2 separate regions of the Homo sapiens genome follow, and region 2 is linked to region 1. The links are chromatin loops, found by intact Hi-C in ENCODE. Cell type or tissue: HCT116. All regions are shown on one strand. Each heading gives the region's core, and the rest is flanking DNA. Links, peaks and the distances in the headings are about the cores only. Region 1 overlaps LRRC9 (leucine rich repeat containing 9). Region 2 has its middle 29 kb from the start of TMEM30B.

Region 1 (16,405 bases), core at 4,360-12,359:
CTTGGTCCTCAGTTAAGAAAGGCAAATATAGAAACTATATATGATAATTTAAAAAATACAAGGCACCACAAGATGTGTCAAATAAGATATACTTTTTAACTGAAGGGATTAGGAAGGAGTTTATAGAGGCAATGAAATCATGGGTAGGCTTTGAAGATTGGACATAATTCAAATAATCAGAAATTTAAAAGGAAATTATATTTTAAGAGGAGGAAAACATGAAGGTATACAAATAGGTGTGATTGCTATCCATCCATCTGACATCAATTCCTTCACTAGATTTCTACTAAGAATCTACTCTATAAATACAGATCCTGCTCTTAAGAACTAGTAGAAAAATGCACACAAATGGTTACATTTCAATAAAACAAATGTGTTATAATAAAATTTTTCAGTTGTTCACCACTTAACTAACACTTAACCAATTTGCAGGATTAACCAGTATTTTCTGTTGTCTATATAACTCATACTATGATGGCAGTTCAGGGATAAAATGGAACTTTTAAAAAATGGATGTACTTCTACTGTATCCAGTTGTGTTGTATGCTTACCAAGAGTCAGTTAATTTTGTTCCCAAGCTTGTTTATGCCAGTTGTAGTTGTTATGAAATTATGCATATTATTTAAAGCTATAAAATAGAAGAGGAGTTGTTTCTTTGAACAATTTTGGAAAATTTAGTAAAATTCAATAGAAGATAATCATTAAGAACTTCTGGCAAGGCATGTGTAGATAAAGCAAATGCAGAAGTTTGGGGTGGTGGGGGGAATCAGACAAACTAGAAGGATTTTTACATTCGAGTTACTTTGCAAGAATCTTTAAGTGCATGCTCAACTTTAAGGAAAACAAAACTAATATGAAACATGGTTACGGCTGATACAAGAAAGACTACTTAGAGTTCCAATTTCATAGTCAAAGGCTTTGGACCTGCACAGAAGATTGACACATGAATGTAAATTTGTATTTTAAGTTATATTAAAGGATTTGTTAAGTAAATCATCTGTTTACAGTTCTCCATTTTAACTGACTTTTTGGATTAACCTGCAAACTAGGTAAAAGGGCACCTACTGTTTGAAAATTCAGGAAAAGCCACACAAAAGAAGAAACCCTTGAGTTGGGACTTAAAGGATCAGTAAGTCTGTTACAGGGTAAAAATAGAAAACAGCATTTCATCAAAGGGTGGTATGAGCTGTACTTAGGAGAATCACAAGTAGACTACATACTTCATTAGGGTCACTTGGCATATTTGGTAATGGGGAGTTAGGTTGAAGATAGATTGTGAGGGTTGTCAGAGGCCTTCAATGCCAGGCAGAGGAATGTGGACATCATCATTACATGTAATGCGAAGCTACTGAAAGTTTCTCATCATGGACACAGTGCAATGTGCACTATGAAAATAATGTTTTAAGAAAGATTAATTTGTACTGTGAAAAATGGAAGAACTAGAGGGCATGACCAAGGGCAGTGTTGCCTATTGGGAAACAATGGCAGAGATTAGAAGGAAAGTTCTAAGGGTTGAAAGTGGTCGCAGGCAATGGGATTAGGGAGAGAAATGAAGAGCCACTGGAAAATGATTAGATGTGGGGATAATGGAAAAGGGAGGGTTGAACATAATTCCAAGGCTTTGAGCATGTTCAGTGAAGGAAATGACAGTATTGTTATGGAAATCAGGAAAGAAGACCAGGAGAGAGCTGCTTATGAGCAAAAGATTAAAGCCTGGTTTTAAAATAAGAGATGACACAAACAAATGGAAAAACATTCCATGCTCATGGACAGGAAGAATCAATATTGTTAAAATGGCCATACTGCCCAAACCAATTTATAAAGTCAATGCTATTCCTATCAAACTAACAGTGACATTCTTCACGGAACTAGAAAAAACTATTTTACAACTCAAATGGAACCAAAAGAGAGCCCAAATAGCCAAGCCAATCCTATGCGAAAAGAATAATGCTGGAGGCATCAAACTATCCAACTTCAAACTACACTACAGGTCTACAGTAAGAAAACGGCATGGTACTGGCACAAAAACAGACACATAGACCAATGGAACAGAGAATAGAGAGCCTGGAAATAAGGTTGCACACCTACAACCATTTCATTTTCAACAAAGCTGACAAAAACAAGCAATGGGGACAGGAACCCCTATTCAATAAATGGTGCTGGGATAACTGACTAGCCATATGCAGAAGATTGAAACTGGGCCCCTTTCTTATACCATATATGAAAAATCAACTCAAGTTGGAGTTAAATGTAAGGACTTAAATGTAAAACCCAAAACTATCGAAACCCTCACACAACATAGGCAATACCATTCTGGACGTAGGAATGGGCAAATACTACATGATGAAGACATTGAAAGCAATTGCAACAAAAGCAAAAATTGACAAATGGGATCTAATTAAATTTAAGAGCTTCTGAATAGCAAAAGAAACAACAGAGTAAACAGACAATCTACAGAATGGGAGAAAAATTCTGCAAACTGTGCATCCAACAAAGGTCTAATATCCAGATCTATAAGGAAATTAAACACATTTACAAAAAAAAATCACCCCATTAAAAAGTGGGCAAAGGATATGAACAGACACTTTGCAAAAGAAGACATACATGTGGCCAATAAGCATAAGAAAAAAAGCTCATCATCACTGATCATTAGAGAAATGCAAATCAAAACCACAATGAGACACCATCTTATACCAGTCAGAATGGCTATTATTAAAAAGTCAAAAAATAACAGAGGCTGACAAGGTTGTGGAGAAAAAGGAATGCTTATACACTGTTGATGGAAGTGTAAATTGGTTCAACCATTGTGAAGAACAGTGTGATGATTCCTCAAAGACCTAAAAACAGAACTACCATTTGACCCAGCAATCCCATTTCTGGGTATATACCTAAAGGAATATAAATCGTTCTATCATAAAGACACGTGCATACATAGGTTCATTGCAAACTATTCACAACAGCAAAGACATAGAATCAACCTACATGCTTAGACTGGATAAAGAAAATGTGGTACATGTACACCATGGAATACTATGCAGCCTTTCCAGGAACATGGATGGAGTTGGAAGCCATTGTCCTTAGCAAACTAACACAGGAACAGAAACCCAAAATACTACATTTTCTCACTAATAAGTGGGAGCTAAATGATGAGAACACATGAACACATAAAGAGGAACAACAGATACTGGGGCCTACTGGAGGGAGGGGGTGGGAAGAAGGAGAGGAGCTGCAAAAATAACTAATGGGTACTAGGCTTAATACCTGGGTGACAAAATAATCTGTACAACATACACCCATGACACAAGTTTACCTAATAACAAACCTACACATGTAACCCTGAACTTAACAGTTTTAAAAGGCTGGTTTTAGACACACTATATAAGAGAATAAAGTATATTAACCATGCAGGAATGGCAGCTGTAGGTGGCAGAGCAGAGAGGAAGAGATAGCCTAACTGAAGATGTACATTTTGGAGAAACCATAAGTGAATACGTGATACTCTTTGCGTTTATTGACCAAGTCCTTGATTACAAACAATATTCGGTAGGGAATGAACTCAAGCTATGTGAGCAGATTTACTTACGTACTCTCCCACCCTTACTACTGAACACTTCATCCTGAATTGATAGAAAGAGATCCTTCCTCTTCCAACTAGAAAAGTGGACTTAACCTTAGATATGTTTGCTAGTCAAATAGTTTCTTCTTCCCCACTATGGCCAGCCCTCTGCCTGTAGATACTGCCAACCTTAGCCAAACCTCTCTTCTAAACTGCTTACACGGCTGTCTTTTAAATCAGAGCCCATCTCTTAAACAATGCGGAACATAAATATTTATCCTGACCCATTATGTACACATCATAGCACAGAAATGTAGCTCATCTGATCTTTTACATGCTACACACTGATGTTTCTTCCATTTCTAGGATCTTAACAATGACAGTAATTGATGGTGTGTGAAGAAAAAAGGGAAGATCAGGAGACTTTAACCTGTGGTATTCCCATGTTTAGAAGCAAAATGGGGAACAAAAAGGAAGCGAATAACAATCAGAAAAATAGGAGGATAACAATAGTGTAATATCATGGATGCCAAAGGAGAGTTTCAAAAAGAAGAAGGCAACCAATAGTGTCAAATGTTTCAGACAATTGTAAAAATTCAAAAATAAAAATATTTAAAACTTTCAAAATAAAATATCAAAATATCAAAATAAAATATCAAAAACTTTCTTGATGCCAGGCATTGGTCCAAGAGATCTTTTTTTGGCAAATCTTAATAAAATATCTTATTTAATCTAATACGTCCAAAATACTACCATGTCAACATGTACCTAATATAAAAATTATAGTGTTTTTTTTCCATACTCAGTCTTTAAAAACTGGTGCTTGTTTTAAACTTTCAGCATACTCAATTTGGACTAGCCACATTTCAAATGCTTAATAGTTACATGTGGGTGGTGGCTACTCTTTTGGACAGAGCAGCACAGAGAGCTGTGGGAGAATTAAAGGAGGTGGTTCATCTCTTTTAGGAGATGCAGAAGATAAAGTACTCAGCACAGGGCTGGTAGGTGGAAAACACAGAAGTGTTAGCCTCATCCTTCCCTTACCCTCTCCCGATAATGGTTCATAGTTCTCTGGACCGAATGTGAGCAATTCACTCTGCCTTGTAAAACCCTGAATTCCTCACCTCCTTCTTACTTCTCCATAAAGTACAATGAGGGCACTCTCACCACCACCCTGCAGTGACAGTACCAACCTCTATGGCCTGAGCTGCTGCAATAGCTCCCCTACATAGTGCCTTGTCATCTGCTTCTACTCCCACCAACCCATTCTCCACTGAGTGGATGGAATGCTTTTTTGGGGAGGTGATATTTTTATTGTGGCAAAATATACATAAGATAGAATGTACCATTTTAGCCATTTTCCAGCATACAATTCAGTGGCATTAGGTACATTCACGTTGTTGTGCAACCATCGCCACCATCCATTTCCAGAACTTTTTCATTATTCCAGACTGAAACTCTGTACCCATTAAACAGTAACTCCCTACCTCCTCCTCTCCCAGAGCCTTTGGTAACCTCTATTCTACTTTCTGTCTCTGAATTTTCCTATTCTAGGTACTTCACATACATGGAATCATACAATATTTTTCCATTTTTGTCTGGCTTATTATTTCTCTAGCATAATGTTTCCAAGGTTCTTCCATGTTGTAGGAAGTTTCGGAATTTCATTTCTTTTTATGGCTGAATAGCATTCCATTGTATGTATATTCCACTTTTGTTTATCCATTCATCTGTTGATGCATATTTGCATTGTTTCTAGTTTTTTTGGCTATTTGAATAGTGATGTCATGAACACTGGTGTACCAATATCCAAGAAATTTTTAATGCATTATCTCACTAAATCCTAACAACAACTCTGCAAAATAGATATTATTATTATCTTCATTTTACAGATAGGAAGAAACAGATTAACAGAGAGGTGAAGTCACATAGCTGGTGAGGAGTGAAATCGGGATCCAAATGCAGGAATATTATCATTTTATGTGTGTCATGATGTGAAAAAGGTTGGGAAGCGCTGCTCTACACCAGTGTGCTACAGCTGCCTTGTCAAGATGGTGGAGGTCTGAGAAAGATTAGTTGGATACTTGGGGCATCAGAAGTGACCAATGATAAAGCAAGATCAGCAGCAAGATGGAGATAGTGAAGTAGAGAATAAAGAAATGGTAGCAGTAAAAGGAAAGCAATAGCTAGAAAGTACAGTGGAGTTAAGTGACTGAATTGCTTCAAGGTGAAGACTGGAGAGTTTACAAAAGATTAAAGATTTATAACCAATTTAAAAAGCAGATTTCAAAACCATCAACAAAAGGAACACAACATAAAAATAAGATGCCTAGAAGGATTACGTAGGGTCAGGCAGTAGTAATTAATGGGCTTACTTTGGTATAATCCAAAGAGGAAAGATGCTATACTTTCCATGATAACACTAAGCTTTTTGTGAAACAGCAGTAGAAATTTACTATAAATATGGATAAAAGGATTGGGAAATCATGCTTAACCAGCGGCAGAGCTCCACTTGCTAGGAAGAAAGCATTATTCTAAATGACATTTTATGCTACCTTGCTTGTTTCACTGTCTTTGAATCCTTTTTCAAGTATTTGTAGAAGATGCTTTTTCTTCACTGAAACTTCAGGATCAAAAACATAAAAAAGGCATTCCAGCATCCTTCGGTAGCTCCTTAAGAATAATTGAAACAGAAAAAGTTTGAGGATTGATTTCACAAAAGCTTAGCCATAGATAAGATAACCATATGTCCTGCCAGGGATATTTGTCATTGACATGCAATGTTCTAGTGTCATTATTAATAGCTCCCCTGCCTTCAACCTCAAAAACAGGCTCAATGTGGATAAATTATGAGGTCATCCTGGCCATGGGAGATGCATAAAAAGGAAACATTTACTAACAAGGTATATGTATATTTTTAATGCTGTAAACTTTTAAAATAGAAATTTTACAAATACAGTCACACTTTTGTAAAGTTGTTCCATAAAGAATTCAGCTTCTTACTCTGAATCATGCATATCTTCATTCTCCAAAAACTTTTGAAATTTCTCTTCGAATTTTAGTCTCAGAATACGGTTGTTAACTTTAATGATGCGTTTTACTTTTACTCCTGTAATACCGTATGTTCTGAAGTCCCAGGCACAAAAACGTGACAGAATTAATTCATAGCAGAAATTAAACCTATGTGGGAATACATACAGAATATACATGAAGAAAATAATAGATTTTCCTTAAAATGTTTAAGAACAGAAAACTACGTGATAAAAGTTATAGCTCATATTTTGTGTCTTTTGCTAAAGATACAGTAATCATATAGTGGCTCCGTTTATTTATTCATTTATTGCACATTTGTTCTGCCTGGAAGACAGGTTGGTTGAGCAATCTTCACTTTCTGAAACACTTTCTTAGCTTCAGGGAAACTTCATACGCCTTCCTCTTATTGGCTGCTCTTTCATAGTTTTCTTGCTGGGTCTTCTCAGACAGACTTTTAGATGTTGAACTGCCCAGGGATCAGCCTTTGGCCTTCCTCTTGCTTCCACGAACACTCTCCCTAGATGATTTCACGTGGTTCCTTGGCTTTATATACATCCTGATAAATTACAACATTTTATTTCTAGTCTTGATCTCTACTCAACTTAGCTGGTTATACCCAGACTTGAATATCCAACTACCTACTTGGTATGTCCATCTGCATGTTAAACAGGTGACTCCAACCTAACATAACTAACACTGCACCCCAAACCTGCTCCTCTGAGTATTTTCCATCTCAGTATATGGCACCACCATTTAACTGATAGCTTAAGTCAAAACCGTAGGAATAATCCTCTCCTTTCTTCCTCACCAGTATCTTTTTTTTTTTTTTTTTTTTTTTTTTTTTTTTTTTTTTGAGGCGGAGTCTCGCTCTGTCGCCCAGGCTAGAGTGCAGGGGCGCCATCTCCACTCACTGCAATCTCCGCCTCCCGGGTTCACGCCATTCTCCTGCCTCAGCTTCCCGAGTAGCTGGGACTACAGGCGCCCGCCATCACGCCCGGCTAATTTTTTGTGTTTTTAATACAGACGGGGTTTCACCGTGTTAGCCAGGATGGTCTCAATCTCCTGACCTCGTGATCCGCCCACCTCGGCCTCCCAGTGCTGGGATTACAGGCGTGAGCCACCGCGCCCGGCCCCAGTATCTAATTCTTTAGCAAGTCCGCCTGGCTCTACATCTAAAATCCATCCTGAATGTGATCGTGTTTCATCATCACCACTGTTACCATCCTAATCCAAATCACCACGATCTCTCATTGGACTACTGAAATAACTTCCTGACAATGAATACGGATGTGAAAGAGGCATTGTCTGCTCTAATGAAGCCTAAACAAGTAAAGCCAGAAATAAAATTTCTAAACTGAAAAAGGCTCTGAAGAGAAGCTTGGGGTAAGGAATGCAAAGGGGACCTACTTAAGATAGGGCCTTGGGGACGACCTTTCAGAGACGTTAAGATATTTGATCTGAAAATTGGAGGAGGAGGAGCAGGGGCCAGCTGTGTGAAAATAACACTGAAGTGCTTGTTTGCTCTCTGCTGCCCTCACCTGGCCATACGCATAAAATTCCGGTCCTGTCTAGCACAGAACCTAGATTAAGATGAGATTGAAAAACGGATCATTTTGAGAAGGAAGTAAATGGTCTTATAAGGAATACATTTGCCTTTAATGAAAGATCTAGGTCCTCACCTACATAATCAACCAGGGTCTGAAATGGGTGTGAGCTAAGGTCACAGAGGTGAGCTTCCTGATGGGTAGTCTCTCCTTGAGCCTAATAGCTGAGCTCCTAACTTAGGGCATCTATATTTCTCACAAGCAAATACTTAATCAATGCAGCCAGGATCTTATAAATTACTTCTCCCTTAGAGTTGAAAGGAGAGCTGCCTAAACCAAACTAATCCCAGAGGAGCTCGCAGTCTGGTAGAGGAGACAGATATGAATAGTGTTGCAATCAAGCATGATGCCTGCTAACCAGTTTAGAGTACCTACAAAACAGCCACATTAGCATCTGAGGTGGGGAAGCTACTGCCCCTCCTATAGAGGGATCATTTGCTGGGCCTAAATCTGTCAAATTTCCCCTAAGTAACATGTCCTGGAAGCTTTCTGCACTCTGATAGAAACTAGGGCTGTAGGCGTTTTAGATAAAGTTTTTGCTATATAGGGGATATTGGGCTTGAGGCGTCTCATGAATGGGTGGAAGGAATGAATAAACAATACCTAGCTCCTAGGCTGGTTCCCCAGGAAGGCAGGAGCTATGAAGTGTGATTTTTTCATGGAGATTTTATGTTGCCCAGGAATTCAGCAGCTGAGCAATGATGAAGTAAGTGTGAGGTATGCAAAAGCATTCTGGGTGAAGGAAACAGAACAAACAAAACCACTTATGTGGTGGAGTACTGCGTTTGCTTCAAGAGCAGTGCGGTACACAGTTCAGCTGACTTTAAAAGAGTTGAACAGAAGTTATGATAGTCTAAAACTATACAGTGGAGAACACTGATCCTTTACTGTAGGTGAAGAGTCTGCCAATAAAACAAAACAAAAGCCTTTGCAGCCATTTGTTACCTTCCAAATTACATTCAGACTCTTCACCTACAGTAGAGGATTCAATATTCTCCACTGTATGGTCTCTAAACTAATCATAACTCCTGTTCAAATCCTTTAGAGTCAGCTGAACTGTGTACCTTACCCTCATTCATTCAGTGGTACTTGAAGGTATAAACATTCACAATGATATATATCAATGACTAATATATTCAGTTACACAGAAAGATGCCTACACATTTTGTTAATATACAATAATGTGCTCATTTAGCAAATGTAGGCTACACACGTTTTTAAATGTTTGAAGCTTAATGTAATCTATTAAAATATACTTTATAATCCTATATAAAGGTTTAATAAATACTTTTACAGGCTTACTGACTTAAATCAACAGTTTCAAAGCCCTGTAAAACAGAAAGTTTCTGCTTATGTAGCTCCTTGAGATAGTATAGCATGAAATCTTTATAAAGAGGCAGATTAATTACTGAAAGTCATTATATACACCAAAGCAAAACTGTTGTGTATCTATAAAGTGATATGGAAGCTTCAACTAGTAAATATGTACTGGGCTATTAATCCAGTCCCATGCTAGATGTTATGTCTTATAAGACACAAAACATCATATCTTCCCCAAAGGAACTTACAGAGTCACTTATATATTGTTTTGTCGTATTTTAAAGGTGTTTTTTTTTTTTTAGTTGTAAATACACTGTATCTATGACCAGGCTGACAGCTTCTCAGGCACAAGGACAGCATCTTTTATGCTTTGAAGTCCCTACTTGATAAATGTTGTATGATGTCAATGGGTAACTCAATTGGCAACACATCGGTAAATAATACAAATCTATAATAATAAAGGTATAGTAGCAACAATCCACTCAACTAGCATGTCTCTATAAAATAAGATTTTTGTAAACTGGAAAATATAATAATTTTATTTCATAAAAGAAATGAAGCTAAGAGATAATGACATACAATTAGAAACATGCAGTGTTTTGTTGTTGTTAAAGACATAAAGATAATTTTAACAGAAAATCTTTCAGTCCTAGTTCTACTGAAATACTTTTTATTTAAATACTGAATCCTTAGCCTTAAAAATATTAATAGGAGAAGTCAGTGTTTAAATAAAACAACTAGAAATGTAGCATAGCAATTTAAAGCACTTAGTAGTTATTTCTTAACATACATAAAAGATCAGAGGAAAAGTAGCCAAGCTTGCAGTATGCTAAAACTAAAAAACAGTACTTTAAATTCTGCTAACATATATTTGATATATTCCTTAAAACAAATCAAAGTTACTCTTATTAAAACCAAGTAAACAGGTTAATGCTAATCAAAATCCATCAAAGCTATCTAATTTACTATCAGGCTGACATAGTTATCTAAATGGCTTTTTGGTCATTTTGCTTTTACATTTTTTTTTTTTTCACTAATCCACTTGTTGCAAAGAGTTTCCTCTGCAATAATTTAAAAAGAAACAAATAATTTTTAAAAATCCTGTTTGGAGCTGGGCACAGTGGCTCATGCCTGTGATCTCAGCACTTTGGGAGGCCGAGGTGGGAAGATCACTTGAGGCCAGGAGTTTGAGACCAGCCTGGCCAACATGGCAAAACCCCGTCTCCACTAAAAATACAAAAATTAGTGGGTGTGGTGGCATGCACCTATAATCTTAGCTACTCGGGAGTCTGAGGCAGGAGAATCGCTTGAACCTGGGAGGCAGAGGTTGCAGCGAGCTGAGATCGGGCCACTGCACTCCAGTCTCGGGGACACAGCGAGACTCTATCTCAAAAAAAAAAAATCCTGTTTAGGTTGAGTGAATATAAATGTGCACCCAGTAGAGACACACCATTCAGTTTTTGCACTTGAAAAATCAAGGCCTTTACTTGTTTACATGGGAGCTGGATGAACACCTTTTATATCTTTGTATATAAAAATCAAAAAATGTGGTTAAGCAAACAGTAGTAACTGCTGGGCAAATGGATGTACTAATACAAAGGAAAGTATTTTCAAAGGCCTCTTTTTCCCTTGCGAAGAGCTTCTTACACTTTTCCATCAGAGTTCTCCCAAGACCTTTGAGAAGCTTTTACTCACAGAGGTGAGAAAAAAGCCATGTCTAATAGAAATCAGGGGACTTGGTTTAAAGTAACCCATAACAATAACAGTTTTTTTTTCTAAAAAGTTAGTGTAAGTTTTACATTCTACACTATAAAAATTAGTATTTATTTTGACATTGACTTCAAGTAAAATCATGCTCCAGGGTTATGTGCCAAGTCCATTCTATAGTTTGACATGTCTCCTGGTGTATTTCCATGTACCCAGTTCCTATTGTGTGGCTCTAGAGCAATCTTTCTCTGTTTCACAGGCTCTTCAGTTCTGAAAAAATGACTCAGAAATGTGAAAGTGATACTTAACAATATTTTTCTTCAAGACTTTTTTTAAGGGTAATTTGAAATTGTGCCCCTCTAATTGAAGCAACACAACCACTTCCTAGTATCTACTAGTAGGCCTTGGTTCTAAAGCCTGGCTGTCTGCTTTCTGCTTGATTCTGGTGTCTCTCCATTTTTGTTGATACAAGCTTTTGACCTGAATTCCTGGTATAAGCATATACTTTATGCTAACATGTAGTGTTCGTGTGCACCCTGACTGTAGCTATCTCTAAACAGTGGGTTCCACTCTGACCACAGACCTACAGAAGATTTGCTAGACAGTCTCCTCCCATGTTGGCAACCTGCTGTTGCCAATCCTGCTTTGGCATTCCTGCTCTCTTCCAGTTTCTCAACCAATATTCAGAATCATGCACTATATCCAGTCAGGAAACAAACAGTATAAACATATTTTAAAAATTAAAACTTGATTATAAATTTTTTTTTCTAAATTATATTCTGCTCTTGGGCTAAGAAAAATTGGGTAAAGAGCAATGATAAACCATTAGGATGTCTTCAAGGTTGGCTCACGGTAATGGCATAAACAGAAATGTATAGGCGGAAAGTAGGTAATTTTCAGTTTTCAATAGATGCCTGCCAATTTTCAATAGATGAATATTCTGCATGAGAAATGTTTCAAAAATGGGACATTTTAAGATTTTATAAGTTGATATTCTGGTTGATGATCCTAAGTACTTAAGTTATTTTTAAAGCTATACTAAATTTCTAACAGATTTACCAGTCATCAGATCGAGTGCCTTCTTCAAAATGGAAATTTCCCACAGTCTCTAACTCAATTAACAAAAGTGGGATCAATAAGCCATGACTTTTCTTCTTTTGTTTTACTTCAATATGATAAATTGCTTCAATTCTATTGGAGAGAAAAATACATACAGCTATTAGAATGATCTAAAAATCGCAACATTAAAACTTATGATAGATTTTTTTTAACTGATGTTAAAACACAAGGCTTCCTTTCAATGGATAAAGAAAGCTTGGTGTTAACAGTTAAACCATGTCAAAGACATTCTATTTTTGGCAATTAAAATCACCTTTAATTTTGCTGCTCTCAGAATATGTGAAGGCTAGAAGACTATCCTTGCTCTACCACTTACAGCTTTCAGATCTCAGACATGTCACTTGGACTTTTTATGCCTCAGTTTTCTCAGTAAAATGGCAATATTCGTAGTCCTTATTCCTAAAATGGTTGTTTTGAGAGTTACATACAAAATACATGTACAGATCTTAGCACAGAGTCTGGCACAAAGTAAAAACCCAATATATGTTACTATTATTGTTAGCATTATCACAGGGCACACTAATTTATCCACTTAGTGCCTTAGTAAATAAAAAAATTCACAGTCCTTGCTAAGCCTTCTTGCTTTACATTTCTAATTGATAACTGAGCCTGAACTTGTTTCTACTGTGTTTGGGCTTTGCCAGGTCTCATCTATTTGGTGAGTTTATCCACCAGCAGAGGCTCTATTGTTTTTAGTTTGCAGACACTAGAGCAGTGATAGGACAGGAATCCACTGGGGGGAAGCTTACTGTTCCTAATTAAGAACTGCCTCTGCAAAAAACTGTAAGCCAGCTTTTATCCCATGATGCTTATATGTACTAGGAACTAGTACTAAGAATATATTTCATGCTTTACTTCATACTGTAATTGTTCATACTCCTGAAGAAGGGAACTAGGGTCAACTGATGGCCCAAAACATTCTGATTCTCTCCATTTCAGATCAGAACAACTAGATAATTAATTAAACATACTCATCTAGTTTTTTGTTCCAGAATGTTACCCTTTCATTCAAGGCATTTAGTTTGGCCAATATCTTCTGTTGAAGACTTGGTTCTTCAGTGACAGTTTCACAACTCTTCAGTGTTTCAGGATCAGTTACTTTACTGTTATTGGATCCATCACTGTGCCCTTTGCCCGAGCCCTTGAGTTCAGCCAGTTCTCGTTCCAACTGTGGAAAACAATGTGTCAGAGAGCAAAATAAAAATAAAACATGGTCTAGGCAAAGTCGGAATTCAGATGTTAAGTTTTAATGGGATCTATTAAACAAATGTCTAATTTAAATGAACAAAGTGGAAATCTAGGTAATAAACAGGCCAGATGTCATAAAAACATGCCAAACATGTGATTTCAAGTTGGGTGCAAATTCAGTCAGCCAGTTTCTCTTGACCAAGTGCCGACCTTAACCACTTCAAATAGGGCAGTCTCCCAATTGAAAATAAGCAAAGCAACAGATTTTCAAATCTTTTTAATAAGTTCGCCTCTATTAAAGCCAAAGTAAAATTAAAATAAATACTGATTTTAGTACAAATATTTAAAATTCAAATAATGTAATTTTTAACACACATACTTTTCAATTTTTCAGTATTTTTCACCACTTTGGTGTTCTGGAAAAAAATAACTATTAAAATTACACGAAAGCATATATATAGGGGTGCACATTTTTCCTTTTGTTTTAGTCTCTTACATGACTCAGCACAGCACTGGTCTTAAGATTTTGTTATTTTGGGGTTTTTAAATTTATCATAATGAACTTTTTGCATTAATTTGGATATTTTAAAAATGTTGCATGGAATATTATTTATCTTGATTACTTAAGGTTTTTGGGTACTCCCTTAAATTCTGGGCCCACAGCAAGAACCTCTTTTGTCTAACTCTAATCTCAGCCTTATGTAATTTAAAGATAAATTGTACTGAGGAGGGGCCAAGATGGCTGAATAGAAACATCTCTGGTCTTAAGCTTCCAGTGAGACCAATGCAGAAGGTGGGTGATTACTGCATTTCCAACTGAGGTACCCTGTTCATCTCAGTGAGACTGGTTAGACAGTGGGTCCAACCCACAGAGGGTGAGCAGAAGCAGGGTGGGGTGTCACATCACCCAGGAAGTGCAAGGAGCAGGGACCTCCCTCCCCCAGCCAAGGTAAGCTGTGAGGGACTGTGCTACCCAGCCGGGTTACTATGCTTTTCCCACCGTTTTTGCAATCTGCAGATCAGGAGATTCCCTCGTGTGCCTATACCACCAGGGCTCTGTGTTTCAAGCACAAAACTGGGTGGCTGTTTGGGCAGACACTGAGCTAGCTGCAGGAGTATTTTTTCGTACCGCAGGGTAACCTGGAACCCCAGCGAGAGAGAACCTTTCACTCCCCTGCAAAGCGGACTGAAGCCAGGGAGCCAAGTGGTCTTGCTCAGCGGGTCCCACTCCCACAGAGCCCAGCAAGCTAAGAACCACTAGCTTGAAATTCTCGCTGCCAGCACAGCAGTCTGAAGTCGACCTGGGTCGATTGAGCTTGGTTGGGGCAGGGGTGTCCACCATTACTGAGGCTTTAGTAGGTGGTTTTTCCCTGACAGTGCTAAGGAGTTTGGGAGGTCTGGGCCCGGTGGCAAAGCAGCTGTGGTCAGACTGCTTCTCTAGATTCCTCCTCACTGGGCAGGGCATCTCTCAAGGAAAGGTAACAGCCCCAGTAAGGGGTTTACACACAAAAACCCCACTTCCCTGGGACAGAGCACCTGGTGGAAGGGGTGGCTGTGGGCACAGCTGCAGCAGATTTAATCGTTCCTGCCTGCCAGCTCTGAAGAGAGCAGCTAATCCTGACAAGAGGGATTCGCCCAGCACAGTGCACCAGCTCTGCTAAGGGACAGACTGCCTGCTCAAGTGGGTTCCTGACCCCCGTGCCTCCTGACTGGGAGACATACCCCAACAGGGGTCGACAGACACCTCATACAGGAGAGCTCTGGTTGGCATCAGGCCAGTGCTCCTTCAGGATGAAGCTTCCAGAGGAAGGAGCAGGCAGCAATCTTTGCTATTCTGCAGCCTCCACTGCTGATACCCAAGTGAACAGGGTCTGGAGTTGACCTCCAGCAAACTGCAGCAGACCTGCAGAAGAGGGGCCTGTTAGAAGAAAAACTAACAAACAGAAAGCAACAAGATCAAGATGAACATAAAGGACCCCCACACAAAACCCCATCCAAAGGTCATCAGCCTCAAAGATCAAAGGTAAATAAATCCATGAAGATGAGGAAAAACCAGCACAAAAACGCTGAAAATTCCAAAAACCAGAATGCCTCTTCTCCTCCAAATGATCGCAACTCCTCTCCAGCAACAGCACAAAACTGAACAGAGAATGAGACTGATGAATTAATAGAAGTAGGCTTCAGAAGGTGGGTAATAACAAACTCCTCAGAGCTAAAGGAGCAAGTTCTAACCCAATGCAAGGAAGCTAAGAACATTGATAAAAGGTTACAGGAACTGCTAACTAGAATAACCAGTTTAGAGAAGAACATAAATGACCTGATGGAGCTGAAAAACACAGCATAAGAACTTCATGAAGCATACACAAGTATCCATAGCTGAAATCTATCAAGCAGAATAAAGGATATCAGAGATTGAAGATCAACTTACTGAAATAAGGCATGAAGACAAGATTAGAGCAAAAAGAATGAAAAGGAATGAACAAAGCCTCCAAGAAATATGGGACTATGTGAAAATACCAAATCTCTGGTTGATTGGGGTCCCTGAAAGTGATGGGGAGAATGCAACCAAGTTGGAAAACACACTTCAGGATATTATCCAGGAGAACTTCCTCACCCTAGCAAGACAGGCCAATATTCACATTCAGGAAATACAGAGAACACCATTAAGATACTCCTCGAGAAGAGCAGCCCCAAGACACATCGTGAGATTCTCCAAGGTTGAAACAAAGGAAAAAATGTTAAGGGCAGCCAGAGAGAAAGGTCAGGTTACCTACAAAGGGAAGCCCATCAGACTAACAGCTGATCTCTCTGCAGAAACCCTACAAGCCAGAAGAGAGTGAGGGCCAATATTCAACATTCTTAAAGAAAAGAATTTTCA
Region 2 (16,405 bases), core at 4,121-12,120, 1.3 Mb before region 1:
GCCTCCAAAATAGACTCCATTTAAACCCATAGAGGTAAAACCTAGTGGTTCTGTCCTTTGTTCCTAAATGTTTCTTAGGAGAGTAGTTTCAGTGCTTCCAGGACAATGCAATTACACTACATATTAAACTTCAAATATCAAACAACATTCTAATATTTCAGAAGGGTTGCAATTAGCTTTATTTTTATTATAAAATGTTAATCACCTGTAAAGCTAGAACCTTAATATCAGTTATATTATTTAGACATGTAATCAGTTATACCATTTAGACATTGCAACCATTTGTTTGATACGGAAGTTTCATATTAATGAGGCCAAATTCGTTCACTTCCAGGATACTGGTCTTTAATCTTTTCTGGGTCACAGACCCATTTGGGAATATGGTGAAATCTGTGAACCCTCTGGTCCAGATGAAGGCTCGGTCACTTATACGCCAAATTTATTGGATTTCTGGGGATTGATGGATTCCAGATTAATATTCTCACATCATCTTTAACAGATGATTTTAACCTTTCAGACATGTTGGTTATTAATCTGTAAAACAAATCGGGGAAAATGGACCAACTGTGAACAGATCATATTCAAATTGGAACTAGGATTTGAGTGAACTACCCTAGTTAGAAATCCAAGCAGGAAAAAAAAATGCTTTGTTATAAAATAAAGGTCAAGTGTGCAGTGGAGATTTATTGAAAAGATTAATTGACCAGAGCTCTAGGCTAGTGTTTCTCACAGTATAATGTGTATGACTGCTTCAACAGATTTAGCAGAGATGCTTGTTTAAAATGCTTGTTCCTAGGTCCTACCTCAGCAGACTAAATGGGTATCTCCTTTGATGGGAGCTGAGCCCCTGAATTTCAGTTTAACAAGATCTCCAGGTGATTCTTACGTGCAGCCGGGTTTGAGAATCTGTCTCTTCCACTCTTACTCTTAACGTGACCTCTTTTGCAAAGCACTTTATTTATATTGGTATCGTTAGTCAGTCAGTGTGAATGAAGATCTTCCATAAACGCCCAGAAAATGCTTTTGATAACTCCAATTTGGGTAGTGAATGTCATCAGAGAGCCCTGTGGAAAGCAGCTGCAAACAATTGTCACTCTGCTCTACTTACCATCAGAGGAAGGCCACTTTAGATCGGCCCATCACATTGTTTCATTTTTTGGTACTTAGTCATTTGTTACAATAAAAATTAAGTTACAGGAAAGGAACACTCTGACAGGATAATGGACTCCCACTCAGAAGAAACCAGCCTGCCTCCAATTCATCACGGCATTTATAGTGCATTAGAAGACATCACAGTGACAACATCATTCCTTTGGGGCAGGAAGAAAAGCCAGATTGAGTGGGAAAGAGGGAATTGACTTCGTGAACTTGGCAAAAGTGAAATAAAAATAGAATCCAGGGGTGGTTTGAATTGCCATGTTCAGCAAAGGACGAGGAAGGAGCTAACAATCACTGAGACTAACATTCCAATATGTTAAAAAATTAGCTTATTTCACCTTGCATCACATGAGTAGTTTGTGGGTTAAAATGAAATGGTTGCCTGAGAAATAACAGAGTGGCATGGAGAAAATGGGCAAAGTTAAGGCAATTTAAAATGATTAAAGCCCACAAAATATTTTGCAAATATAAAGTCCTGGAGGGAACTTTAATAATAATATTTGTCCAATAGACTGGGCCAAAGATATCTATATTGTCTGGGCATTTTAATTGGAGGATTGAAGTATAATTATAAAATCATAAAAAATCTATGTCTGTGTTCTCATAAAAGTAAAAATGGTTATTTGATGTAGGAAAGTAATGTTTTGAAACATAGGAGCTGAAGGAATGTGGCACTGGGTGGGTATGTCTGCCAACTTAGACCCAGGAACTTAATAACTTTATAGTATTTTTACTATTATACCCTACATCATGTTAAGCCTGGGAAAAAAATAAAAGGGGATACCAGGCAACTTTGTATAATGAAAATGTCTTAATCTTGTGATTTTTAAGGTAACTCTTTTTAAAACTTTACTTTTTATTAAAATAACATTATTTCATAGATCCTGGAAACTTTTTTTTGGTCCAGGTTTCCCCTTAATAAAATGTTTAATTCACTTAAGAGTCTCTTTGAACAAAAACCTGTGTGGTCTCATTTTCTTTCCCTGTCAATCTGTGTTATTTCCAGGGTGAAAGGTAATTTTGACCATAAACATGGTTTCCATCACACATTTCTAATTTTAACCTATTTGTCTCAGTTTGATTTACATTGGGGTCTAGAGCAAATTAACTATTGCGAGTTTTTATTGAAAATTAATTAGGTGGCTAAAGTGCCCATGGCAGAATCTCTGCCAGTACGTTTCTCTCTTGGTCGCCAGCCTTCTCCAGTTAAAACACCTAGCAACTTAGAAAAAAAAATCCATAAAACGAATGATATAATTAGTTCCAGAGTGGAACTCAATCTCTTTGAAATCAGATGCTTTCTTCTAGTGCTGAAGTGCCATGCTATAGCAAGCATTTTATGGTATCAGGGGATTGTCCTGGGAGTGAAGAGTGCTCGTTCTAGCTGAATCACCTCACATGACTTACAAAAGGTGTCCTTGTGGTACTAAATATAGCTGAATCTCTAATCTGATTCCTAAGTCAAGGCAAAGAGAGAGAGGAAGCTAGGTTTACAATACTATAAGGTGAAAAATAAGCTCCCCAGGTTGGGAAATAGACTCCATGAATGTGTGTGTATGCGTGTGTGTGTGTGTGTGGGGGTGTGTGTGTGTGTGTGTGTGTGTGTCTGTGTGTGACAGAGAGAGAGAGGGAGAAAGATCTTATGCTTAGGAAAAGGCAGGATGTAAATGTGATTTATTGTAAATAGTTCCACAACATTAAAATGAGTTTTTATTTTCTATGTATGCTGCTTCAAAGAAGAGCTCTGTGGGCTCATAAAAATGCAGAGAACAAATAGGGGTCTCTAAGTCCAATTTATATGCCATGCCCACTGTGCACTGAGACACATATAATCTGTAAAATGTCAGCTTCAAAGTTCCACCGAGATCGGTGTTAACCCTGACCTCTGACCTCGCCGCCTCTGGCTGGGCCTGCGTGCTTTCTTTACCAGCTGTTTTAGATAAATGTGTTCCATTTTTAAGAGATTGTCTCAGTGTTTTTTTACATGAATAGTGGTAATATTATTAACTCTCACTGGAGAAACCACCTTTTCTAAGAGGGCTTTACAGAAGAACCAATCATTTCATGCCCCATGCAGAGAGTAGTGGATTAATAAATATGTCATTGTACTGAAAATATTTAAACAACACTGGGAGAAAGGAGAAAGGCACACAACAAAAGGAAAGCATATTAGTAGTGTTTCCTGTCAAAATACACAGAGGAAGCACTTTATTTGGACCATTTTCTCCATAAAGAGACATGGCGGGCCAAGATAAACACAGTGAAGGAATCTGGTTTATCCCACTTTGGAGATTGGAGACCATCAGCTCAACCAAAGCTATGAGACCAAAACCAGGTTTTCTCTCTTGAGGCTGCTAAGTGAAGCCATTGACAGAGGCAAGCAGATAGATTTAGCAGATCAATACTGCATGGTTAAGTGGTATATAAGGTTTCTTTCATGATCAAGTGGACCAATTCACATACTAGGATCAATAAGTAAAAAATTCGGAGCAACAAATACAACTTTAAAATAGAGGATTTACCCAACCAAGACAATGAACAATGATTTCAGCCAGAGTCTAGGGATATTTTTACATCTCAATAAAACAAAGAAAATCCTGAATTAATGTTTACTGTGGGCAAGGTAATTCTTGATGCGGGGCGAGTTTAGGATAGAAAAAGTATAATTTCTACTAACCCAAAGCATTAATTTTTCAGGATCAAAAAGCCAGTACAATTTCGCATAGACGAGCATTGTCTTCAGGAAAAATAAGCACAGATGGAACCAAAGCTATGACAGAACACACCCCACAGGCGGTGGGCTTCACTGACGGTTCTATGCTCAGAAACCAACTCCGGGGAATTCAGGTTAGCAACTGGAAAATGGAATACTATTCTATTTGCTAAAGGAGGTCACGACAGGAGACAAAGGAAGAAAAGGATACCAAATAAAAATAGACCACCTTTTTGTATGATTCATTTGGGAGCCAATTTAATGCATTCCTGGTCAGCTTTTATCTGTCTTGGTATTTTTCATCTCTGGTGATGAGACAGAAATTCTGGTTGGTATGCATTTTGACAAGTCATGGAACTGTGATTTGCGACATGCTCAAAATTTAAATCGATGAGTAAAAACATAAAACCTTGAAATTGTCACCAACCCTTCAAGTGCAAATGCATTTGAAATAGAATCCCAGACTCGCGCCACTAAACTTTATGCACTAGGACAGTTTAGAATCCTTTCATGTGTAGACTGACATCATTTCAAGTGAACAACCCACAATTAGAATTTTTTAACATTAAAAATTTCCTTCAAATAGATAAGACTGCCTTAAACCACTAGAGACATCACTTTGAAAGGGTATATATGTTCACTCTAGGGTATCGTATTATTAGGAAATTTGGCACTCCCAAATGTGTTATCCAAAATTATTAAGTCTAGACCAGGTGAGAAGACTGTTTTTGAAACTAATCCTGTAGCACTGTCCCTTTTAAGTGGCTGCTTTCATGAACCAGCCAGTATTTATATATTATTATAAAGATAATACCCCTACTCACCTCATAAGGCTGTTTTGAGAATTAATTAATGTTTGCCAAGTACTTTGAGCTCTGCAGATGAAAGGTGGGGTGGAAATGCTAAGTATTATTATTATTTTAATCTGTATTTGAATTTGCCTCTTACAAGACTGTCTTTTTTTTAAGATAATAATCTCTTCTTCGGACAGAAAAAGGAAAAATTGCCTCATCCACAATTGGACCCTTACAAGGAGGACAGGTGTGATTATTAGGATTTGGCCTAAAGAATAGATTGAAGCGGATGATACACTTCAAAAGAATGTGTTCCCAATCTCAAGACCTCTCTGGGGAGTCTCACAAGTGTCAAGTTTATCCTGTGATCCCTGCTGAGATATGGCCAAATGTAAAGGCCAGGACCAGCTGGGTGTTTACATGACATATAAATAACAACACAAACCTGGTCAATTAACCTCTTTGCTGCTTGGTTTAAGTGAGTCCCACAACCTGCCTAATGAAGAGAAAGAAACTCCCTCAATCCTGCTAAGAGGTTAGAGGACAACGTTGAGAAACTGATTTGAGAGGAATTGAATTTGCTATTCTGGGTTCACAACTCCAGCCCTAATCCTGATAGCGCAGCAAGAAGGGCTGCCATAATCTTGAAGGGTCCCTTTGAGAGAGTGTGGGACTGCAGTGAGGATGGAACAGGGCAGCTTTCCCAGGCAGGGGATGTTGTCTTGGTTATTCACGGATCTGCATCACCGCCCTTCCTGGAACCTGGCAGGCGGCAGTACAGAGCTGGTGAAGGAGGAATGAAGGAGGAAGCCATGCTGCACTGATGATGGTTTGGCGATGCTGGTCTACACCAGAAAAATTGGATTCTCCCTAGAAAAGAGATTTGAAATTCCCTGGAGATTTCTGACCATGTCCTTTGGAAGAAATATTCATACAGCCAGGGAAACCTTAAAATCAACTTGCTTTTATTCTTGCCCAAAATTAAAGGCTTGCCTACCAACAACTTTCCTCTCAAAAATTGACATCTATGATTGCCAATCTTTTAGTAGGTTTTTATGTTTGTTTGTTTGTTTTGTTTTATTTTGTTTTGTTTTTTAAACAGGGTCTGTCACCGGGATGGAGTGCAGTGGTGTAATCACAGCTCACTGCAGCCTCTACCTCCCGAGCTCAAGTGATTCTCCCGTCTCAGCCTCCCGAGTAGCTGGGACTACAGGCTTACACCACCACACCCGGCTAATTAAAAACATTTTTTTGTAGAGATGGAAGTCTCCCTATGTTGCCCAGGCTGGTCTCAAACTCCTAAGCTCAAGCAATCCTCCTACCTTGGCCTCCCAAAGTGCTGAGATTACAAGCATGAGCCACCGTGCCTGGTCTAGCATGATTTTTATCACGACTTTTTCTGTCTTTTAAGATTGGAAAGGCATAAATCAATATTTCAGGTAAAAGCTTGTTATTTATTTTCCTGAGAATTTGGGGAATTTTCTTCTAAGGCCATTCTGGGATGTTAGCAAACAGCTTTTAGAATCACTGATCTATATCCAAATGATAAAACATGAGAGAGACTGAAAGCTCTCTGAGAATAGAAACATAACTTTTTCAGCTTTTTATACTCCTCAATGTCTCGCATAGAGTTTCGACATAGTAGAAACTCTATAAATATTTGTTGAAAGAAGAAAGGAAGGAAGGAAGGAAGGGAGGGAGGGAGGGAGGGAGGGAGGGAGGGAGGAGGGAGGGAGGGAAGAAGGAAGGAAACATGTACACAAACATTTGTGTACGTGTTTACCTCACCTTTAATAATTATACCTGTGTTCATTGAACATTTACTATAGGCCAGCCACCACTATGCTAAGCACTGACCATATATTATCTCATCAAACTCTCCTAGTAACACTTTGCAGTGGACACTACAACCAATCCAATTTTGCAGAGGAGGAAACCGAGGCTTAGGAAATTTGGAAAACTTGCGCACCGTTGCCTAATTAGGCAGAGTCAGATTAGAAACCAGTATAATTAGGCATTATATGAGAGGCAGAGAGTTGAACCACCAAGCTCTGCCTTTGCTGTGCCCCTGAAACACAGTGTGTAAAGAGGACACTGCAAACTTGAGCATATTTTAATGCATCAGGATATATGCTGTGTGCAAGGGAACTTCCTCTTTTCAAAAGCACTCACTCTCCCTGCCCCCCACCCCAGTGAAGGACCTAAGGATTCTGAAAATATGCAGCCAAGGGGAAAAGTCTGGCAAGGTGTGCCAAGTTTTCTTTGAATGCTTTTGTCCCCTGCTGACCTATCTCAAACACATCTCCTTTCCCCAGGAGTTCTGAAAACTCAGTCTTGAAGTCCATCCTGATTTTGGGTCTATGAGAATCATGCCTCACGCATCCCTGCCTGTGCACAGAAAATGTGCAACACTGGCAGGCAATTAGAAAAGAAACAGTCCAGCTATTAGGCAGTTAAGCTGCTCTTAGAACCTGGGTGCAGAATATACGGAGCTCTTAAAAAATTGCTTAACATAAGTATTAAAGGGCTGTAGAAATGGCACAGTCCACAAACGGTGTTTCTAGAAACCTAAAAAAACATATATTATGGGGTTGGTTTTTAATCTCATAGAGTTTAAAAGGTGATTTTAAAACAAAAACAATTTTTCTCCTCCTCCAAAAGCACCACTGTAAAAACTGTTTCTTGTTTTTCTGCTAAGGCCGAGCAGCGCTTGTTTGCCATCATTCATCCAGCAGAGGTCTCTCTTGCCCACCATACGCTCAGAAGAGTCCCTTGCTTGTGTGTGTGTATTCAGTACCAGGGGCGTGACCGTCAGGCTGCAGAATGAAGAAATACGGACAAAGACTTTCAGGCCTGAGAGACTAAGGAGAAAAGAATCTGTGGCTTTGGAGGTGGGATTGCAATGTTTGAGAAATGTATACTTTAATAATGACTGTGTTTGAACAGTAGGCTTCAAGTCTGTACTTTAAACTTCTCAAATTTTGAATAAATTGGTCACTTCTTATTGGAAAATTATTAGTTTTACTTGTGCTGTTAAACTTACATATACACTGTGTCTCCTTTCTGTGTGTCATTATCAAGCTGTGCAAATAGGGAAAGGGGAAGTCACGTTGCCTCTGTTTCCATTTGTCCAGGCCACTCTCAGCCAGATATCTCATCCCAGAGTGGAGCTTGGCCTCAGTGAGTGCTCTGACCTTGGCAGAGCAAGGTGGTCCAACCCTTGGTGCATCTCAAGTGATTGTCCACTAAGGGTGGAAGTTAGTTCTTAACTTTAGCAGCTTCCTCTGTCAGGAACTCAGAGCAAATTCACATGGGTTGTTGAGACCAGATCCCAAATCTGTGGGTGCATGGGAAAGGTGTGCTGGAGAAAGTCACGGTCTTCCTTCCTCCCCACAGAGCAAGGCCTTCTCCTGAAGCCACAGGACAGACCAACGAGGAATCATGCTGCCCCACGGCCAAGTTCTGATATGACACCAAGGGAGGCAGGCATGGGTTTCCATACTGAGGGAAGCAATCTGGTGAGGATGGAGCTGGATCAAAAAAGACATGTTAAAAATAAGACCCTCGGCTGGGCACGGTGGCTCATGCCTGTAATCCCAGCACTTTGGGAGGCTGAGGCAGGCAGATCACGAGGTCAGGAGTTCGCGACCAGCCTGACCAACATGGTGAAACCCTGTCTCTACTAAAAATACAGAAATTAGCTGGGCGTGGTGGCGTGCACCTGTAATCCCAGCTACTCAGGAGGCTGAGGCAGGAGAATTGCTTGAAGTCAGTAGGTGGAGGTTACAGTGAGCCAAGATTGTGCCACTGTACTCCAGCCTGGGCGACAGAGCGAAACTCCATCTCAAAACAAATAAAAAAAAAAAAAAGACCCTTATACAGTTTTGTTGGGAATGTTAATTAGTACGACCACTTTACAGAATGATTTAGTGTTCCTCAAAAAACTAAAAATAGAGCTACCCTATGGTCCAGCAATCCCACTGCTGGGTATGTACCCAAAGGAAAGGAAATCAGTATGTCCAAGAGATATCTGCACTCCCATATTTGTTGCAGCACTGTTCACAATAGCCAAGATTTGGAAGCAACCTGAGTGTCCATCCACAGATGAACAGATAAAGAAAATGTGGCATATATATGCAATGGAATACCATTCAGCCATAAGAAAGAAAGAGATCCCACCATTTTCAACAACATGAATGGAACAGTAGGTCATTTTGTTAAGTGAAATAAGCCAGGCACAGAAAGACAAACTTCCCGTGATCTGACTTATTTGTGGGAGCTAAAGATCAAAACCACTGAACTCATGAAGATAGAGAATAGAAGGATGGTTATCAGAGGGTGGGAAGGGTAGTGGAGGGAAAGTGGGATGGTTAATGGGTACAAAAAATAATTAGAAAGAACGAATAAGACCTAGTACTTGATAGCACAACAGGGTGACTATAGTCAGTAACAATTTAATTGTACATTTAAAAATAAAAGAGTCTAGCTGGATTGTTTGTAACACAAAGGATAAACGCTTGAGGGGATGGATACCCATTTTCCTTGATGTGATTATTACACATTGCATGCCTGTATCAAAGTAGCTCATGTACTCCATAAATATATACACCTACTATGTACCCACAAAATATATACACCTATTATGTACCCACAAAAATTTAAAAAATAAAACATCCCTTTTTGACTACTCCAAACCTCTCAGTGGCTGAACACTGATATTTAAATCAAATGTTTAAAAGATCCACTTTCACTCTGCTTCCTTTATATCTTTTTTTAAAATATGCTAGACCTTTTTTTAAAAAATGGCTTTTTTAGAGAAGTTTTAGGTTTACAGAAAAATTGAGCAGAAAATATAGAGAGTTCCCATCTACTTCTTGCCCCACATGCCTACAACCTCCCCCACTAACAACCCACCAAAGTGGTACATTTGTTACAATCGATGAACCTACATTGGTACCCGAGGTCTGTAGTTTACCTTAGGTTTCCCTCTTGGTGTCGTACATTCTATGAGTTTGGACAAATTGTATAATGACATGTATCTACCATTGCAGTATCATGCAGAATCGTTTTACTACCCTAAAAATCCTGTGTTCTCCACCTATCCGTCCCCTCCTCCCCCTAACCTTTGGCAACCACTGATCTTTTTATTGTCTCCATTGTTTGGCCTATGGAGACAGAACGTCATATAGCTGGAATCATACAACATGTAGCCTGTTCAGATTGGTTTCTTTCACTCAGTAAAACGCATTTAAGTTTCCCATATGTCTTTTCATGGCTTAATAGCTCATTTCTTTTTAATTCCTAGATAATATTCTATTGTCGGAATGTACTGTGGTTTATTTATTCACCTACTGAAGGGCATCTTCATTGTCCCAAGTTCTGGCAATTATGAATAAAGCTGCTATCAACATCCGTGTCCAGATTTATTTATTTATTTATTTATTTATTTATTTATTTATTTATTTTTGAGACTGAGTCTCACTCTATCGCCCAGGCTGGAGTTCGGCTCACTGCAACCTCTGTTCAAGTGATTCTTGTGCCTCAGCTTCCCGAATAGTTGGGATTACAGGCGCCCACGACCGTGCCTGCCTAATTTTTCTATTTTTAGTAGAGATGGGGTTTCACCATGTTGGCCAGGCTGGCCTTGAACTCCTGACCTCAAGTGATCCACCCATCTCGGCCTCCCAAAGTGCTGGGATTACAGGCATGAGCCGCCGTGCCCAGCCATGCAGATTTTTTTTGTGGACATAAGTTTTCAATACATTTGGGTAAATTGCCATTGGTGGGCCAAGCGTGGTGGCTCACGCCTGTAATCCCAGCACTTTGGGAAGCCGAGGTGGGTGGATCACGAGGTCAGGAGTTTGAGACCAGCCTGACCAACATGGTGAAACCCCATCTCTACTAAAAATACAAAAATTAGCTGGGTGTGGTGGCATGCACCTGTAATCCCAGCTACTCAGGAGGCTGAGGCAGGAGAATCGCTTGAATCCAGGAGGCGGAGGTTGCAGTGAGCTGAGATTGCACCACTGCACTCCAGCCTGGAGACAGAGCGAGACTCTGTCTCAAAACAATAAAAAATAATAAAAAAAAATTTGCCATTGGTGGAGCAAATGGTAATCTCTATACCTGTTTATCATGGTCTTCACACTTATGTCAACACTTCCCTTTTTTTTTTTTTTTTGGAAAGCTTCGCGTTACAAATTTGCACATCATACTTGTAAAGGACCATGCATACTAATCTTCTCTGTATGACTCCAATGTTTTTTTAAGTATATGTGCTGCCAAAGTGAGTGTGTACAAAACAGACACCTTCTTACATTTAGAACTTGCATTCGGATAGACTGACTCCTCCCCTGCTCCCTGGCTCTAGCACTCATTTCTAGAGAAGGGCGCTGTGTCCCAGCCATAATTGTTAGAGGAGAAGCAACTATACAGATGAAGCTGCAGTCACTGTTAAAGCTTCTTTAACTGGAGACCTAAGTGGGGATAGGTGGTTTTATAAGTGGTTTATCTAGAATTAGACCACACCATACACAATAAATATGCTGCTTATAATGCCAGGGTTTCCAGTTGCTTGTTGTCCATATAAATTGAACCATCGAGGCCAGGCACAGTGGCTCATGCCTATAATCCCAGCATTTTGGGAGGCCGAGGCAGGCGAGTCACCTGAGGTCAGGAGTTTCAGACCAGCCAGGTAAACATGGCGAAACCCCGTCGCTACCGAATATACAAAAATTAGCCGAGAATGGTGGTGCATGTCTGTAATCCCAGCTACTTGGGAGGCTGAGGCATGAGAGTTGCTTGAATCCGGGAGGCAGAGGTTGCAGTGACCCGAGATCAAGCCACTGCACTCAGCCTGGGCAACAGTGTGGGATGCTGTCTCTAAATACATACACACACACACATACATACATACATACATACATACATACATACATACATACATACATACATAAAACCATTGAATTAGGTGAGTTTTAACTTCACATTCTGAGGGGAAAAAGAAAAGAAAATATTTGCATTGCAGTGGTGAGGCAGGAGGTTTATTGGATAATTTTGTTAATTTTGATTCCCAGTACTGGACACTCTTCAAGAGGAGTTGGAATTTCTGAAGCATCTCCTTGCCCCTTTTGACCACATAAGCTTTCCTTGTTCAGGCCCCCTCAGATGGTATTGATAGTTACGGTGCTGGTAAGCTGGTATGAAGTCTGAGGGCCAAAAAGCACCCCCTCCATCTGCCCTTCCACAGGTTGAGTGGTTGGCAGCCAGTATCTTAGCTTTGTTTATGCTGCTCTGGTTTTTCTGTCATTAACATCCTTTTTCTGACTAATGATTTTTTGACTTGCAGCAAATAGTTTTCCAAAGGATAAACCAACTCCAGATTATTTTGATGGTTGAGGTAACATGCCAAATGTGAAATGCAAGTTTTCCAGTAACTCTAGGTGGGTGAGTTCCAGTTGAATGGATGAGGTTGCATTTTAGATATGGGTCAACCCACCAGGACAGGAGTGCTAGAGAACACCAAGAAGATAAAGACATCTAGAGGATATTGATTTTAGGTGATAAATAATGTGGTCAGGGGATATAACTCATGAGAACTGAGGTATGTTTGACTCATTTCGTTTAGCACTCCTATTTCTTAGAAACACACTCCCAGACCATACAAGGAAGTCTTACAGCTGCACCACTGTGAAATGACACTGGATGATTACATCTCCAAGTTGATGGAGTATCCTGTATTTGAAAGCCATTTTAGAATTATAGAAAATAAGGCCCATGGGGACATGGAGGTCAGCCTACCAATGCCAGTATTTCCAGATGATCTCTACTGTTGTCTTCAGGTAACTGTGTAACTTTACCTCGTCTACTGCAGGGTGTTTTAAAAGCCTCCATAAGTCAGATGCTCTATGGCTTATTTTTTCTGTTCAATTCCTTTCTTTCTTTCTTTTTTTTTTTTTTTTTTTTTTTGAGATGGAGTCTCACTCTGTCTCTCAAGCTGGAATGCAGTGGTGCAATCTCGGGTCACTGTAACCTCCGCCTCCAGGGTTCAAGCGATTCTCCTGCCTCAGCCTCCCAAGTAGCTGGGATTACAGGCACATGCCACTATACCTGGCTAAATTTTGTATTTTTAGGAGAGATAGGGTTTCACCATGTTGGCCAGGCTGGTCTCGAACTCCTGACCTCAGGTGATCTGCCCACCTCGGCCTCCCAAGGTGCTGGGATTACAGGCGTGAGCCACCATGCCTGGCCAACTTTCAATTCCTTTCATTCATTCTACCAAACATCATTTAATCAATCAGTTTTCAAAACTTCTTGGATTTTCATTTAAACCAGTTCCTAAGGGGCTGAGGTATACATTGAACATATAGAGAAACCTAGTAACAATAATGAAGTATCTGTATACGTTGTGTTCCTACAGAGTTTAAAAAAAAAAAAAGTCTAATGTCCTAGGGAACTTTGCTTTAAGGGGACACTTTCTTTTTGGGAAGTCATCATTTAGTTTAGTTTATCATATATTTTTGAATGCCAACTCTTACCATATACTATATTGGGGAGGATTATTGATTATTCAATGAATAGGACATAGTTCCTGCCTTTACGGTGTTCCCAGTGAAGGTGGGAGATGAGGCATTTCAACGTGATGCAGGCAATTCTCTGTTGAAGAAGAGTCAGGGCTAGAGAGCATCTCAGCATGGAAGCCTGGAGCTGTTACCCTGAGCTGTTTCTCAAATAACCATTGGGAGACAGGCAGGCCAACAATGGGGGCCGAAGAGGGTCTCATGGGCCTGGAAAGACATGAGAAAAAGTGCTGACATGGCCGGACACAGTGGCTCACATCTGTAATCCCAGCACATTGGGAGGCTGAGGTGGGAGGATTGCTTGAGCCCAGGAGTTTAGCACCAATCTGTGCAACATAGGGAGACTCTGTCTCTATAAAAATAATAAATAAATAAATACACACACACATAAATAAAAGTGCCAACATGGTTGTTATTTAAAGGGCAAGGAGGAGAGTAGAGAAGAAATGAGGCTGCAGAGGTACCTGGGAGTCCATTCTTGGGGTCTGGACTTGACACTATAGATAATGGGGAGCCAGGGCAGGGTTTTAAGCAGGGATTTATTTTTCTAGATAGAATAATCTGATGGTTCTGTGGGAGATATAATTTGAAGGGAGAAAGGCCAGAGGAATAGAAATTTTGGGGAAGACTCTGTCAAAAGTTCAAGACTGAAATGAGGGGCATGGATTCATGATGATTAAACAAACTTAATAAGAAAATTCTTTTTTTTTTTTCTTTGAGACAGAGTCTCACTCTGTTGCCCAGGCTGGAGTGCAGTGGGTCGATCTTGGCTCACTGAAACCTCCACCTCCCAGGTTCAAGTGATTCTCCTGCCTCAACCTCCCAAGTAGCTGGGATTACAGGCACGTGCCACCACACCTGGCTTTTTTTTTTTTTTTTCCAGTAGAGATGGGGTTTTGCCATGTTGGTCAGGCTGGTGTTGAACTCCTGACCTCAGGTGATCCACTCGCCTCGGCCTCCCAAAGGGCTAGGATTATAGGTGTGAGCCACCGCGCCTGGCCTAGAAAATTCTTTTATTGCAAAATGTTGCAAGTGGACACTGCATTGGACTCAATATTTGTCCAATGAATAGCAGCACTTTGGGAGGGCGAAGGACCCTCCTAAAGAGGGTCTTATATCAGGTCTCACCTGGAAGCTCTCCCTCACATCACTGATCATTCAAAAGACCAGCGACCACTAATGTTTGGGTATGACTGAGAAACAGAAATAGGTCGTTCTTTCCATCCTCCCAGATCTGCTCACTGATGGTTGGAAACTTTTTAGTGCAAGGATTAAAAATAAAATACTAGCATGATTCCTAACTTTTCTTTCACACCTACTAGGTTTTGGATACTAATGAACCTGAACATGGTAACAGATTGAATAATCTAATGCCAGACTCTGTGCTGGTTATTTTCTGTTTGCCTCTTCAGATGGGCTCTCTGTCCTTCTGCGGCCTACTCTGTGCCTTAGGAGGCTGACCACTGTAAGGCTGCCCCACCGGCTTCCTTTACTAAAATGCCTACTTAATTCTCATCAGCGCTCTTTCACCCTTGGCCCCTTTGGTGGGGAGGAACAGCTCCCTGCTGGTAATAGTCCTTGGGCGCTCCTCTGTCTCTCATTGGTTTCCATTACCTGCCCACATCTCACGAAATAACTTCTTTGATTAATTCCCTGCACTTAACTCTTTTGAGAGTTTCCTGCCATTCCTCTGCTGATGCAGACCCTTTCCTGCATTTGCATCAAGGTAAGAGTAGGATACTGAGTTTCTGAGCTTGAGGGTGGTGGTGGGGAAAGGAAGAGATCAAGAAAGAGGATTCTGGGGTCACAGAAGACCTCTTTCCGACCTATCTTAGGGCTACCTGATTGCCTATCTGCTGGGGCTCTTCTTTTGCCTCATGCTTATGCTGTCTGTGGAGAAGCAGGCCTCACAGATCTGGTTTGAGTTTATTTTTTTAAAATTCCAAATTGATTTGCAAGCTCCAATCTGTAATTCATAACCACTCCATCAACAGGTATTTCTTGTCTAAGCATGTAACTTAGTAAACTCCTCACATGGAGGGAAACAAGAAACATAGAGATGTCAGCTGAAGTTGGGTACATAACAGTCTTCAAGGGTTAAGAAACAGCCACACGCTGTGCCTCAGGTATAGTAGGTTTACCAAAGTTTTGCTTTTGTGTTTAAACAATAAAGTAGTTGGTGGTCTGCCGGCTACAGTCTGTTACACATTCCTTCGTTTTATTAGGATAACCATAAGCCTCAAAGACCCACCCTGATGTCAGTAGCAGGTTTTATAGAACATTCACAAGTTTCTTCTTGTTGTATTCGGGGGTATATAAAGTGTGAGGCATAATAGGTAACAGGTTGGAAGACCAGTTGAGGGCGGACTAAAGCCTCAATTCCTGATGTGAATATTTAATAACTCCTCATTACAGGAAAAGGTTGACTACCAGATGCCCGTTACTGTGGCTCCAGAGTCCACTAAACCTCTGAGTTATTCCAGGACCAGCGGTGTGTTTTGGCAGTTACCTCTGCCATTCAAATCACCTGGAGGTCAGGACATGCCCAGTTGATTTAGGAGCACTAGAGAGGGGCATTTGCTGGAAACCTCTCATCTGTTATTTAGCAGCCACATGGCTAATTACTTCTGATACAGTGATTTCCTAAGATGATAGAGCAGGGTAGGTTTAAAACAAAAATGCAAAGCAAACTCAAAAGCATTGTAACAAATGTAACTTCGTGTTGGCATGTGACGATTACTCATATACCGTTTCAGGTTGGGGTCCCTGAGATCATCACTTAAGCTTGAACTACAGTTAATCGGCATGACAGTGACCCAGCTTTGCACTCCTCAGCTGAAAAAAACCCTCCCAATTTGTCAGGTTCTAGCTCTTGTCGTTTGTTCAGCTGTATTTTGACCGCAGCTGGTCTGGGAATTGAATTGTTTTGCATTTCCATGGCACATGAAATTTCATGACAGAATGCTCATGTGGCGGTCTCATGCCTCAACTCCCTGGTGTACACAGAAGGGTCTCTTGCTGCTCAGCCTTCTACTCTATGCTCCTGTTTTTTCCAGCATGCTCCGTTGCCCCAAACTGATGATGGGAGAGCCAGGCTGCGGTGATGTGCAGCTTTCAAAATCCAAGGCTCCCTGTATAGAGAAAGCTAAAGTGTTGCTGTA

Evidence for each region. A loop is a pair of places that touch in the nucleus more often than their neighbours do. Peaks named below come from ENCODE experiments on the same cell type or tissue, not always from the same donor. Only the 100,000 strongest peaks of a DNase experiment are listed, where the experiment ranks them.
Region 2: a loop joins it to region 1, with 4 times the contacts of the local background. A loop is called at or near these places in 3 of 110 quality-filtered maps.

What each region holds. Positions count from the first base shown.
Region 1 is chr14:59,956,920-59,973,324 of GRCh38, reverse strand. LRRC9 (leucine rich repeat containing 9) reads right to left here. Exons shown (of 33, transcript NM_001395648.1): 9 at 13,311-13,507; 10 at 12,280-12,411; 11 at 6,560-6,736; 12 at 6,112-6,229. PCNX4-DT (PCNX4 divergent transcript) reads left to right here. Exons shown (of 5, transcript XR_943918.4): 5 at 3,923-4,232. Among named protein-coding and RNA genes, the nearest start is that of LRRC9, 45 kb to the right of the region's middle. RefSeq lists an enhancer at 7,979-8,038. In HCT116, for the core only: a CTCF peak has its summit at 8,124 (motif pointing left); a DNase peak (open chromatin) is centred at 8,104.
Region 2 is chr14:61,243,964-61,260,368 of GRCh38, reverse strand. It overlaps a transcript of PRKCH not described here. Among named protein-coding and RNA genes, the nearest start is that of TMEM30B, 29 kb to the left of the region's middle. RefSeq lists enhancers at 4,666-5,426, 4,401-5,600. In HCT116, for the core only: a CTCF peak has its summit at 7,386 (motif pointing right); a DNase peak (open chromatin) is centred at 7,418.